Linked DNA regions of Homo sapiens: region 2 is linked to region 1. A link is an interaction called in ENCODE POLR2A ChIA-PET data of the cell type or tissue named here. Cell type or tissue: OCI-LY7. All regions are shown on one strand. Links, peaks and the distances in the headings refer to the core of each region. The heading gives the core; the rest is flanking DNA.

What was found. ChIA-PET counts read pairs that join two places held together with the same protein. Peaks named below come from ENCODE experiments on the same cell type or tissue, not always from the same donor. Only the 100,000 strongest peaks of a DNase experiment are listed, where the experiment ranks them.
Region 2: POLR2A ChIA-PET joins it to region 1 with 5 read pairs; 2 of 35 experiments call an interaction of 5 or more read pairs at or near these places.

What each region holds. Positions count from the first base shown.
Region 1 is chr16:48,431,871-48,439,181 of GRCh38, reverse strand. No RefSeq gene overlaps it. Among named protein-coding and RNA genes, the nearest start is that of SIAH1, 50 kb to the right of the region's middle. RefSeq lists enhancers at 6,620-6,739, 6,551-7,095. In OCI-LY7, for the core only: a CTCF peak has its summit at 3,710 (motif pointing right); DNase peaks (open chromatin) are centred at 3,721, 3,881, 4,321 and 5,871; H3K27ac peaks cover 2,390 bases.
Region 2 is chr16:48,588,887-48,596,197 of GRCh38, reverse strand. All of the region lies in intron 1 of N4BP1 (NEDD4 binding protein 1), which reads left to right. Among named protein-coding and RNA genes, the nearest start is that of N4BP1, 18 kb to the left of the region's middle. In OCI-LY7, for the core only: no CTCF peak of the experiment used is centred there; a DNase peak (open chromatin) is centred at 3,207.

The DNA.
Region 1 (7,311 bases), core at 1,340-6,339:
AGCCTCGACCTCCCAGGCTCAAGGGATCCTCCTGCCTTAGCCTCCCAAGTAGCTAGGACTACAGGTATATGCCACTACGCCCTGCTAATTTTTGTAGAGATGGGTCTCACTATGTTGCCCATGGTCTTTATAATTTAATTATATATATATATAAATTAAAAATAATATTACACTTACAGAAAACTTAGCACTACTATAAATGGAAAACCTTTATACCTTATCATAAATCAACACAGGCAAAAATATTAAAAAGAATAATTTTTAAAGTTACACAATTCCAGCTAGCTCCTGTTGCCTGCTATCTTAGATTCTCTAGAAGTCAAGCCAGGGCTTGAGTATAAGGTGGGGATTCTTGTGCAAGTGATTTACAGGGGGGACTCCTGGTGAAGGAGGGAGGGAAACAGAAAGAGGCTAAGCAAAGGCGTGGGGCCAGCTGAAGCTCTGGAACAGGAATGGGACCAGAGTTGAACCACCTCAAGGCATGAGGGCTGGGCTTTTGTGCCTGGCATCAATCAGTCGTTGCCGCATACTTCCTCTCGGGATGATGGTATAATCTCCCACCTATTTCCAGGTGAGGCAATTTCCAAAAGAAGGGTGTGGCTGTAAAGTGCTAGCTGCCAACATTCACAGCAGCTGGGAGGTGAATGTATCAACTAGGTGACGGGGATTAGGCAGGACCAGCAGCATCTATTATACCAGTACCAGCCAAAGGCTTTAACCTAAGTTTTCCTCTCTTTTTGCTTTAGACAGGGTGTCACTCTGTCATCCAGGCTGGAATGTGCAGTGGTACAGTCATGGCTCACTGCAACCTCAAACTCCCAGGCTCAAGGGATCCTCCTGCCTCAGCCTCCCAAGTAGCTAAGACTACAAGCACACATCACTATGCCCAGCTAATTTTTTATTCTTTGTAGAGATGGGGGTCATCACTATGATACTCAGGCTGGTCTTGAACTCCTGGACTCAAGCAATCCTCCCGCATAGGCCTCCCAAAGCGCTGAGATTACAAGCGTGAACCACCACACCTGTCTGGTTTGCTATCTTTTGGAGTTAAAAAGAAATGAGAAAACGTGGCCAGGCACGGTGGCTCACACCTGTAATCTCAGCACTTTGGGAGGTCGAGGCTGGTGGATCACTTGAGGTCAGGAGTTTGAGACCAGCCTGGCTAGCGTGAAACCCCGTCTCTACTAAAAATACAAAAATTAGCTGGGAGTGGTGGTGCATGCCTGTAGTCCCAGCTACTTAGGAGGCTGAGGCAGGAGAATTGCTTGAACCCAGGAGATGGAGGTTGCAGGTTGCAGTGAGCCTACATCACACCACTGCACTCCAGCCTGGGCAACAGAGCTCTGTCTCAAAAAAAAAAAGAAAGAAAAAAGAAATTAGAAAATGTTAGAGTGATGTTAAAGACAGGTTAGCACCAAATAGAGACTTTCTCCTTAATGTCGTCAGATGATGGGAAAGAGAATTGAAAATAGACTAGCTTTCTTACTGATACACTGTTCCTTCATGCTCTGCCTGGTCTTTTTGCCAGCTCAGGTGGCCCAGTGCATCCCACACTTTGGGAAACACTGCTGTAAGGCTTTCAATGGGATCCAGCCTGCCATGGCCCCCTCAGCTCCTCTCTGCAGTGCTTTCTTACTTCCCAGCCATTTCATCCAGCAGCCTTGTGTTACACAGATGGCCCACTGTTTGCTCCCAGCTTATTCCCTGCCTTTCCAATGTTCTGCTCTATATTGCAGGAAGCTGTGTTTCCCAGGCTCCCTTGTCAAGTGGCTCTCCATAGCTTTGTGTGTTGGGAGAAAATGGTACAAGACCAGAGTACGGTAGGGTGAGATGTGGGGATCAACCATTTCCCCCCTCTTGCTCTGCATCTTCCACAGTGGCTGTGTATCATCTATGGTTCCAAGCCCTTCTGTGGCTCTGACTCCTGCCAGACAACCCTCACCTCCATGGGGCGAGCTCTCACGGGCAGCCCTGCCATGGTTCTAGCTGCTGCCACCAACACTGGCTTCTGGGCTTCATCTCCTCAACCTTGGAGTAAGAAGCTTCCTGCTGGTGCTAAGCTGTGTTCCTCACTATCCCGTTCAGCCTTTCATCCTTCCATTATCTATGTAAGCAATTCCTTGTGTTAAACTCCCACTGTTGAAAGACCTAGAGTAGTTTCTTAATTCTGACACAGAGAAGCAGCAAGACAGCAGTGAGCTAACCAAGGGTTTACAAAGTCATCAATGAGAAGTTCTGCATCAACCAATCCATTGCTAAGGTCATGTGGCTATGAAAGTCACCCAAGGCCAAGACCTCAACTTTTCCCGCTTGAAAACCCTTGAATATAGAAGGAGCTGGAGGAGGAGGAGTAATAAACTATTCCTCCAAAAATCCAAATGTGTTAATAGTCCCAGCCTTGGCCCTGCACCTCCCCTTCTCCCTCCTCTCGGCAATTCCTGACTTGATTAGTTACCAGGACTAATGCCTTTCTGCTGGTTTATCAGAAAAAAAAAAAAAAAAAAAAGGTTTCTAATACAAAAAATTAGCTGGACGTGGTGGCACACGCCTATAATCCCAGCTACTCCGGAGGCTGAGGCATAAGAATTGCTTGAACCTGGAAGGTGGAGGTTGCAGTGAGCCGAGATTGTGCCATTGCCCTCCAGCCTGGGCGACAGAGTGAGACTGTCTCAAAAAAAAAAAGGGGGTGTTCTCACATGTCCTATGGGGCCTCTCATGAACAATCAGGATATAAGGAACCAGAGAGAGAGAGAGAGAGAGAGACAGAGAGAGATCACAATGGGGCTTAATTTGGAGCCACTTAAATAGATGGTTTTATGAAACCTAATTCCCTCTGTTATTTCTAAATATGCCACTGAGAACTTTAAGACTTGCACACAGCTACTGCTTTCCACTGCAGGCGGGAATTGCCCTCCAGGTGGGAGAGCCAGAGAGGGATGCAATCAGTCCCAGGAGGTTAAAGCCAAGGCCAGGACTCCAATGCTTTGCCTAGGACTTTGTTGTCATTTTCTTCTTGGAAATGGGCCATGATTAGAGAGGGCCAGAAAGGAGCTCTGCTCTGGGGAGGTGAGCCAAGCAGCAGATCAGCCTCGTACTGGTGCAGCCACAAGTGCCAGGAAGCACCACTTTGTGTTAGATGTCCTGAGAATTTTCATCAATGCCCTTGCTGGATGGGACTGATTCCGGGCCAGGCACACATGAGGGCCTCCCAGAAGGCAGGATTCTTCCCATTTGTGACATTAGATCTTTAAAAAGTAAAAAAGCCGGGCGCGGTGGCTACGGCCTGTAATCCCAGCACTTTGGGGGGCCGAGGCAGGTGGATCACTTGAGGTCAGGAGTTTGAGACCAGCCTGGCCAACATAGTGAAACTGTGTCTCTACTAAAAATGCAAAAATTAGCCTGGCGTGGTGGCATGTGCCTGTAATCTCAGCTACTCAGGAGGCTGAAGCAGGAGAATCGCTTAAACCCAGGAGGTGGAGGTTGCAGTGAGCAGAGATCACACGACTGCACTCCAGCCTGGGCGACAGAGTGAGACTCCATCTCAAAAAAACAAAACAAAAAAAATTAATACTTTGTAGATCTGTTACTTATGTAGGTTTTACCCACAGTCTGGGCAAGGGGCAGCTTGGTGACCGTGGATTCACAGTCGTGTCAGCACCTCCTCCTTCCTGGGTCCCAGGTTTCCATCAGGGGTGCTCCCGGCAGGGGGCAGCTGGAAACTGCCCCAAGCAAGACTCGCCAAACAGCAAGATGGGTGGCAAGGGTCCAGGAACAGGTTTTGGCAACACAGAGGGAAACACATACTAAGTGAGTTTATTTTTGTTTTTTCCATCTTTAATTGAGTATTTACTTCGTGTCAGGCACTGGGCTAGGCACCTCCCATGTCTTGGCTCATCTAATTAACACAGCAACCCAGGAGTCAGGTGCTATTTTAAATTGCTGTTTTGCAGAGGAGGTGCACCAAGGCTCAGAGATGCAAAGTAACATGCCAAGGTCACACAGCTGCCTGGGGCCCCTATTGCAAGAGCAGTGTCTAAACTCCTCAGCCTGGGAGGCAAAATAAACATCTGGTGAGGCAAGGGTCAGTCACGGAGAGGCAGAGGGAAGTTCCAGCTTGGGGATGGTGGAAACGTGCTGACGTGAAAGTTGGGCCAAAATAGGCACACAAAGGAGCCAGCTAGGGGTTTGCTCTGCAAAACCAATGATTAGTGTTCTTGGAAGCCATGTTCCTGCTTCACCTGAAGGCTCTGCCTGGTGTTATCTTTCTTCACATTGACTCTGTCCCAGGAAGCCTTTATTTCTTGCTTACCACAGACAGGATGGGGCAACTGCTCTGTACTAGAGCTGCCTAAGAGCTGCAGGAAACACAGATATTGACAGCACAGGATCTCTGCTCTCAAGAAACCCACAGGGTAAAAGGAAGAGGAACATTTATCCAAATGGAAATGACCAAGCCATGCCTAAGGAGAAGAGTGAGCAAACCGTCAGAGACACAGAAAGGAGGGCTATCAGGGAAGACTTCTCAGAGGAGGTGGTCTTTGAACTGGACCCAGAAATGGACCGGGGATGCAATAGTTGGATTGAGAGGAAAGGCTAGTCCAGGCTGAGGAAATAGGTACAGAGGAGGAAAGGGTAGGAAATGGTTAGGACAGGGGAGGAGCCAGATGTGGCTGGAGTGTGAGCTGTTGGGCTAGAATAGGATAAGATGAGTCTGGAAAGGTAATTTGGGCCAGATTATAAAAGCTCTTGACTGAAGAAGCGATATTCCGCCAGCAAGAGAAGCATGTGATATAAGCTTTTCATGAATGAGAACCTCGGCTCTTACATCAACACATATCCTCAGAACACTGCTGCAGGACAGGGGTCAGGCTCCCAGTTTTACACAGGAGGAAACCAAAGTTTGTAGCAATTCTTATTCTACACTTCCTTCCTCCTCCACCATTAAAGATGTCTTTCTTGGAGGCCCCCTCTGTTGTCTTGAGGACAACCTAATCCAATCACAGGGTCCTTGTGGCTAAATAAAATCATCATTTCCCCAAGAGAAAGGCTACTCTGAGAGGCATGGGGAAGGGAATAGGGTGCAAGACAGGGAGGAAAGAAACCTGGGTTCAGTCTGGACTCTATCAACAGCCTGTGACCTTGGGGAAGTCACTTCCTCTCTCTGGGTCTTGGTTTCCTCATCTGTAAAGTGAGGAATTGAAGTGAATACTTGCCAACTCCCAGAGTCTGTGCATAATTAAATGAGGCCCGGGTGTAGAGGGAGAGAAGGGAAGGAGCGTGCCTTCATTTTTTGGTATTTTTGAGTGTGTCCTGGACACTATGCCTCATGCAAAGGACAGGGACATAGGAAAGAATATGGCTCCCTAAGAAGGAGAAAGACAAGTGAAATGACAGAAACAGAGGCATTGAAAACAGCAGGGCTCAAAGTTAGGCTGGAGGTCAGGGAGGGCCTCGCAGAACTGGAGCGTGAGCAGCCTGTGAAGGAAGGACAGGAACTCACTGCCCGGCGATCAGGACGGCCAGGGCCTTCCAGGCAGGGGAGCTGTGTGGACAACGCAAGGAAGGCGGCAACTGCGTATCTGTTCAGGCAGGTGCAAATATGGATTGGTAGTGGGGTAAGGAGGACCGTGGAGAAACAGATCGGGCTGGAGAGGTCAACCAGGCCTCGTGGCCAGGGAGAAGTTCTGACCCGGGGGTCTGATCAATAACTGATGGCAGGCTGATTAGAGGACCTCCCACCCCCGCAGAGGCTCCCTGTCCCCCTGCGCAGTTCTCACCTCCCCACCAAGGCAGAAAGACTCAGCACAGCTGCCTCTTATGTGCAAGCTGGAGGAGACAAGCAGGGCTCCAGGTGGGAGTCACAGAGGCCCTTGGTTGGTGCAAAATTGAGGAAACTAGGACACCTGCTCTCTGCCTGACAGAACTCTACAAACTGCAGCCTGAGTGTGCACAGCATTAAAACTGTGATTTCAGGCCGGGCATGGTGGCGCATACCTGTAATCCCAGCACTTTGGGAGGCCGAGGTGGGTGGATCACTTGAGGCCAGGAGTTCGAGACCAGCCTGGGCAACATGGCAAAACTCTGTCTCTACTAAAACTGCAAAAATTAGTCAGGCATGGTGGCACATGCCTGTAATCCCAGCTACTCGGGAGTCTGAGGCATGAGAAGCACTTGAACCTGGGAGGTGGAGGTTGCAGTGAGCCGAGATGGCGCCACTGCACTCCAGCCTGGGCAACAGAGTGAGACTCCATCTCAAAAAAACAAAAACAACTATCATCTGAGCCAAAGAGAATGCAAAATCCGGCAGCATGGATTCAGGACTCAGGGCTCTATCCCGGGGAGCATCTCTCCAGGCCAGGTATAAGCATTCAATAAATATGCTAACTTTTTATTTACTCTTTATTTTATTTATTTGTTTGTTTATTTTTGTAGGGAACAGGGCCTCGCTATGTTGCCCAGACTGGTCTTGAACTCCTGGCCTCAAGTGATCCTCCTGTTTTGGCCTCTCAAAGCGCTGGGATTACAGGGATCAGCCACTGCCCCTATGTTAACTTCTTTACATATTAATGCCCCATCCCCAGAGCCAATAAGATTACCAGCTTCATGAGGGCAAAGACAGTGTCTCTGCCACCTTTATAGCCCTCTTAACTGTTGGCATCCTGCTTTGAAGTTCCACAGAACTGAGTTCTGTGCCAAGCTGGGCTACTTCCTGCTGTGTGACCTGACAAGCCACTCGTCCTCTCTGACTCTGGAGAACAGGGATGATCAAGCCCAGGCCAGAGTGTTGGAAGGATCTTTGAGTGACTGCCACTCCCCTGCACTCCATTGAGGCAGCAATTGTGACTATTGTTATTGTGATCTCTAAGTGGATGAGGAAGTAGACCTTGTGTGAAACTTCCCCTTTCTGGGTTTCCAGTTTCTTCAGCTGTAAACAAAGGTGCTCGACTTGTCTTTGGTTCCACTTGGAATATCTCTGTGAACAGAAGAGATGTTCCAGGATCTTCTTGCAAGAGGAGTCTCCTGGCTGCTGGCTTCCCAAGAAGCACCCTTGCCCTAGGATCCATGGAAGTGATAAGAAACACGGTGGTCCTAAGTTCTTAGACTCTTAGAGCAAAAAGTTCATGAATCCTTCCAAGGATGGGCTTTAGGGGTGGCCCAGGAGCCTCCTAAATTGGGTGCAAAATGTTATGAATACATTTAATAGGGAGAAGGCCCTATTAATTGCCATTTTAATTCACAAAATCTGTCTACTCTCCTAAAGGGTCCTTGAAGGTGTGCGCTGAATCTCCAGGACTCAGCCTAGTGTATATT
Region 2 (7,311 bases), core at 1,315-6,314, 160 kb before region 1:
AAAACTCAAAAACAACAATAACAGGCATACTATAGTTTTTGAAACACGTTTCTCTCCTAGTCCTTATTTTTATTAAAAACAAATCATGATAGGACTGATTTGTTTGCAAAATAAACTTTATTATACTTGGCCTGATTTCTTCCATAGAGCACAGCAAGAATAATTATTTCTCACGTAGGCTTTGTAAATTGGCTTTGATGGAATTCAGTTCCATAAGGAACCTCAGTTAAGACTTTTTTAAAGCCAAGCCCAGCCATGGGTTTATACCCTCAGATAGCTATGAGTTGGGTAAATTCCTCTCCTCTTGAGGTCCCAAGATAACTTGGGGCTCCTGGGCCTGTCAGAAAGTGACATTCTTTACTTACCACAGGTCAGGAACCCTGTACAGGTACTGCATAGACAAGGTGTGAGGTCACTTTTCCCAAGGGGCTTTTATTGGTTGGCTCTATAAGTCAAGTTTGATTCCTTAAAGGAAAGCACGCCATTCCAGTCAAAGCCTTGGTAAAATAACCAGTTTCTCCAATTGTGTCCTGTTAGAAAAGAAAACATTCTTATTGCACTTATGTAAATAACTATATCACCATAAGTTAAAAATACAAATAGTTTCCAAATTCTGGAGAAACCAGGTAGAAACAAATATGCTTCAAATTTTGTTTACAAGAATGTACTTTACTGAGTTGTTAAAAGCTGTAAATAGTGCAAAAGAAAGTTTTCTTTCTTTTTTTTTTTTTTTTTTTTTTTGAGACAGAGTCTCACTCTATTGCCCAGGCTTGAGTGCAGTGGTGTGATCTCGGCTCACTACAACCTCTGCCCCCTGGGTTCAAGCAATTCTCCTGCCTCCCTAGTAGCTGGAATTACAGGTGTGCGCTACCATGCCTGGCTAATTTTTGAACCTTTAGTAGAGATGGGGTTTTTGCCATGTTGGCCAGGCTGGTCTCGAACTCCTGGCCTCAAATGATCCACCCGCCTCAGCCTCCCAAAGTGCTGGGATTACAGGCGTGAGCCACCACATTTGGCTTTGAAAAAACGAAAAGGATCAGCAACATTTTAAGCAAAAAAAGTAAAGAAAAAGATTACTTCAGTTTTCTGTTCGGTCCATTCAGTTAACTCCTGTTCTGCTTGATATTCATGAACATTTTAGCTATCCCTGGGAGTCCTGAAAGTTTTTTTTATTCTAATGCCACAATCTCCAGTGTTATTAGAAACTTGCATTCAGGAGCACCTGTCAAAGTTTTATAGCTAATTATAAAACCATCTTCTAAAGAGGATCAAAACAAGACAGTTGTCTGTGGATGAAAAAACATTTTAGGGCAGCCACAGTCAAAGACACAATTGACAAGAAAATTTGTTACCTCTGTGGCACACAATAATTTAACATAACAATTATTATTGATAACATATAGTGAGGCATATTAGAATTATAGGAATCTCATACAATTTTGTAACACATACTAATAACCTATTTATATGAATGTAACCGAAAGAGAATTAAATACCATTTTATATTTGACAGTGTTTCCTTTGTTGAAAACACTGGATATCAGACGGGCACAGTGGCTCACACCTATAATCCCAGCACTTTGGGAGGTCGAGGTGGGCAGATCACTTGAGGCCAGGAGTTCAAGACCAGGCTGGCCAACATGGTGAAACCCCGTCTCTACCAAAAAATACAAAAATTAGCTGGGTGTAGTGGCGTACACCTATAATCCCAGCCACTTGGGAAGCTGAGGCATGAGACTTGCTTGAACTCATGAGGCAGAGGTTGCAGTGAGCCAAGATTGTGCCACTGCACTCCAGCCTGGGCAACAGAGCAAGACCTTGTCTCAAAAAAGCAACACTGGATATTCACAAAGTAGAATCCCAGGTCACCATAAGTCATTCATTTAACCAAAATGATAACCCACAAATTTTAAAACAGGAAAAACCTTTACTGTGGTAGAAAGGAGACTCAGCTTTCCAAACAACAAGATCCAGTGAAGATAGCATGATGCCAACTGATTTGTCTTTTCTCTCAACACCACCCCCTCCGCCACCTTTTTTGTAGTTTACTTAAAAGGCAAATGAAAACCTTTCGTTATCTTTTAATATTACATGAAAATTCTTTTCAAAAGAGAAAACCAAATTTAATGTTTGCATTAGTGCATCTTTAAAATGCTAAAGCTAGGTGGTTTTTTTTTTGTTTTTTTTTTTTTTTTTGAGACGGAGTCTTGCTCTGGCACCCAGGCTGGAGTGCAGTGGCATGATCTCGGCTCACTGCAACCTCCGCCTACTGGTTTCAAGCAACTCTTTTGTCTCAGCCTCCTGAGTAGCTGGCACTACAGGCACCCGCCAACACACCCGGCTAATTTTTAGTAGAGACACTATTTCACCATATTGGTCAGGCTAGTCTCAAACTCCTAACCTCAGGTGATCCGCCTGCCTCGGCTTCCCAAAGTGCTGGAATTACAGGTGTGAGCCACCACGTCCAGCCTAAATTTAGTTTAATAGCATTTTACAAATCTATTCAGTTTTAGTTAGTTTGACCATAAGGTAAGATTCTTATAAACCTTTTATAACCCTTTACAATATTTTTTTTGTTAAAGAGCAGAACAATGATTTAGGAAAACTCTGTTGCACTTTTATTCCAATGTTCAATTTATGGAAAAACAGAATAATACCTCTTTAACTTTAGCCAATATGTTTGCACACATTAATTTTTTATAAACCTTTCACAACTTGTTTAAACCTTTAGATTTTTTCCTTCCTCACTTAACACAATCCTTTAACCCTCTAAACTTAGGTGAGAAATTCATATTCCCATGCCTTCTTAAAATCTTTTACCAAAAGTACATTCTGCTTTCCTTACACACTTTGTGTGTAGAACTGTTTCTTCAGTAGTCTCAAATACATGTTACACTGTTAACTCTTAGCAACTTTTACTTTCGGTGAAAAACCTGGTTAGTAAGCAATTGTAATTATGTACCAGGTGTGGAGCCTAGAACAGACACCAGTCAGAAGTGCAGATAAGGTCTGACTTTCCAGCATAGCCAGGGGACTTGGCTGACTCCACATGTCCCCAGGCCTTACCTAGCTGTAAAGCAGGCAGGTTGTGAAGTCATAGTGGCAGTTTATGAAATATTTAGGGGACCTAATAATCTTTAAATTGTATAACATTTCTTGCATAAATTTCCTTTCATGAATCCTTTCATGACTTAGACCATCTATGACATGCTTGGACTTTCTGACTTGTCCTAACCACCCCTCTCTTTAAACAACCAGTCTTTTTACTTTAGGACAAGAATTTACCATACAAGATTCTTTTGTATAAAATATTTTCTTTATGGGGGCTAATTTCACATGTCCCCAGACCTTACCTAGAATGTAATGGCTCCAAGGGAGGTATATTGAAGAATTTTCAAAAGTTAAAGAAGCAGTTTATGACCTTAGAGCATTTAGCAAACCTAATATTTGACCTAATTTAGATGAAATGTCTAAATTTGGAAGATATTTTTATTTACCAGTAATCTTTAAAACTGTTTATTACCAAAAGATTACGAAAGTTATATGAACTAAACTAGCTCATTAGTTTTAGTTTTTCTGACAAAATATCTGATTTAAGTGCTTATTTTTCTTTAAGCTAGTTAATTAGAGCTCTTTTATATAAACATCACACACAACACATACACAGACAGAATATCCAGTAGTTGTAACATTTTTCATTTGCCAGTTTCTTAAGTTGGATTACTGGCTTCAGGGCAGAGCCCTTCACGAAACAAGGCTAGGAAAGCATGCAGTTACTAGGGCCTAAAAAGCAGGCACAGCTGGAAAGCAAAGACATTCTCAAAATTAAGGGTCCCATTTTTATATTGCATCCTGGATTTTCAAAAGGGAAATGCTGTTGGAGAAAACGGTGCAATGCTTTTACCATGCATTTAATTGCCTGGCAACCCAAACCCAGTCAGCCGATTTTGTTTTTGTTTCTGTTCTGGGGGGATGGAATCTTGCCCTGTCACCCAGGCTAGATTGCAGTGGTGTGACCTTGGCTCATTGCAACCTCCACCTCCTGGCAATCAGCCCATTTTGTAATTAGCCCATCCCCCATGGGAATCTCATCTCTCAGTAGAGTGTGGGGATTTTTCCTCCTTACCTTCCAGGTGGCCAAGAGCATGCTTCTTTGATTAAAGCGTGCAGTGAGCCAAGTATCCCTCTGTAACTGTTATTAGCCATCCCTTAAAGTACATTTTGTACCTAATTTTTGCACACCAAGGCTAACAGCTCTCCCATAATGCAGAGTAATTTCTGATACCCCCAAAACTTGGAAAAAAAAAAAAACGTCAGGTAACATAATGTAAAGCTGAACAGAGCCTTAGATTTTGAGAGCGATCTATCCACTTTCAACTCCTGGGGTTCCATGAGGAAAACAGGTTTTTTTTTTTTCCAAAGTGGAAGCTGTTAGAAATTATCTTAAGTTCTCTCATGTGGGCATCAGGAGGGCAAAGTAGAGAAATAATTCAGTTGACTGAGAAGAAAAACAAAAACTTTTTCACAAAAACAACCAATATCCAAGAAGAAAAAAAAAAAAAAAACCAAGGCCTTTTAAAATAATAGAGCTTGGATATCCATTTTTAATTAAGTTGATTTTAACCATAGAGCTCTTTTTAAATTTTTTTTTAAAAATCTCTTATTATCAGACTCTAGCCAGGACAGTCAATATTTCTGGCTTTTGAACTTTGCCACAGGTAACTTCCCATGTGAAATTAATAAGTTTTAGCTAAGGTTACAGCTTAACCATGGACCCATAAGGTGTTTCAAAGAGATGGTAAGCAGCTTCTTTTTACAAGATTTAGAATCTTCCCAAGGGCAGTTTGGAGAAAGAAAAATTCAAGACAGGAAATCGGAAGCTAGCCATTGGGGTGGGGGTGGGACCCTCAAAAAGTGGGAAAGTTAAGTAACAAACCAGAAAGGAATCATTTCCGAAGCCAAGAATTCAACCTGGGCTGCCACTGTCAAAAGACAAAAAGCCTTGTCTACTGAGTTACAACATTCAGCAGGTTCTATTGCTCTTCCCAGAAGGTGCTTAGAGGAGCCAATTTCAAGCTTGCAAAGGCTTTTAATTGCTCAAGATAATTTTTGACTTTTGTCAGCAGTTCCTTCAGAGATCCCCACCATATACAGAAACACACAAAGACAAGACAGACAGAAGAGCTTCCAAATCAAGATCCCTAACCAATAATTTCAGAGTACCCCTTCCAAACTATCCTCCTATTCTCTGCCTGAGAAATCTCCCCTAAATCTTCTGGATTGAGGAGAAGTCTTCCTAACTAAGACTCTTCCTACTAATTAAGGAGAGCCAACTGAGACCCCAAAGGAGCCGAACCAAGACAGACACTCGGTGATGGAGCTGCAGACACATACCACACCATGGGGCTATGGAACCATTTGGGAGAAGGAAGGAGCTGTGGCAGCGCCTAGGATACTCACTGAGCCAGACACCCTGTGATAGGGGAACAGTTATTGGACATCTGCCCAGGATTGTTTCTCCATTGCAATTAAATTCATGCACATTGGGTTGGCAGTGCCCTGTCGGTAGAGACAGTGTCAGAGTCAGCCACCAATCCAAGAGAACTAGGCAGCCGCTTGGGCTGGCCTCTGGATCCATTGCCAGAGGGGTGCTACCAAACCACAGGCAGGTAGCCACAAGAGCAATCCTGGACAAGCCTCCAAATTTGTAACCAACCAACAGGTTCACCTTGCCCTCTGCCTAGACAGAGCCAATTTATCAAGACAGGGGAACTGCAGTGGAGAAAGAGTAATTCACACACAGCTGGCTGTGTGGGAGACTAGAGTTTTATTATTACTCAAAACCCTCTCCCCCAGCGTTCAGGGATCAGTTTTTAAAGATAATTTGGCAGGTAGGGGCTTGGGAAGTGGGGAGTGCTGATTGGTCAGGTTGGAGATGGAATCATGGGGGTCAAAGTGAGGTTTTCTTGCTGTCTTCTGTTCCTGGGTGGGATGGCAGAATTGGTTGAGCCAGAATATGGATCTGGGTGGTGTCAGCTGATTCATTGAGTGCAGAGTCTGCAAAATATTTCAACCACTAATTTTAGGTTTTACAATAGTGATGTTATCCCCAGGAGCAATTTGGGGAGGTTCAGACTCTTGGAGCCAGAAGCTATATGACTCCTAAACCATCATTTCTAATCTTGTAGCTAATTTGTTAGTCCTTCAAAGGCAGACTGGTCCCCAAGCAAGAAGGGGGTCTTTCCGAGAAAGGGCTGTTACCAGTTTTGTTTCAGAGTCAAACCGTAAACTGAATTCCTTCCCAAGGTTATTTCGACCTACACCCAGCAATGAACAAGAACAGCCCAAAGGTTAGATACAAGATGGAGTCAATTAGGTCTGATCTCTTTCACTGTCATAATTTCCTCAGTTATAATTTTTGCAAAGGTGGTTTCACCAGTCTACAAAGTGAATTCCTTTGGCAGGTTCTATACCCTTGTAGGGATCTAGGGAAAAGTTTCCCAGGTTGTTTTGTGATTATGACTGATGGGCTATAAATCGATTTTCTCACAACTCACTCCATGGGTTTTGTTAATTAGCTAAGCAGCTCAGAGAACTCTGGGCAAGACACTTACTGGTTAATTGTAAAGGCTGTTACAAAGGTTATAGATGAAGCGATGCATAGGGCAAGGTATGAGGGAAAGGGCTTAGAGCTTCCATACCCTCTCCAGGAACAACACCCTTCAGGATAGGTATTAGCTATCCTGAAACTCTCCAAAGCCAGTCCATTTGGGTTTTTATGGAAGCCTCATTACATAGGCGTGATTGATTAAATCATTGGCACTGATGATCAAACTAACCTTCAGCCCCTCTCCCTTCCCGAGAGGTTGGAAGTAGGGTTGAGACCCTGTCATCCTACTTTGGTCTCTGCTGACCAACCCCATCCTGAAGCTACTACCTATGGATGCCAGTCATAGTTGAACTCATTAGGATATGAAAAGACTATCACTTTCAAATTCTAAAAATTTTAAAAGTTGTATGCCAGGAAATACATATTTCACAGTATTACAGTCTTACAAGATAATGAAACCATGATCTTTGGGATTGTCTTTTATGCCAGACAGAAATCATCTGTATCTATACTGGACAAAAATCTACAAGTTATAATGTAATTTCACAGATTCTGGATGTTATTTAATGTAAATATGTCAAGCAAAAAAATACATTCTCCTAGGATGTACATTGGCAAACTTTTTCTCTAAAGAGCCAAATGATAAATATTGTAGACTTTGTGGACCACAAAGTCTTTGTTTTATATTCCTTTTTGTTTTG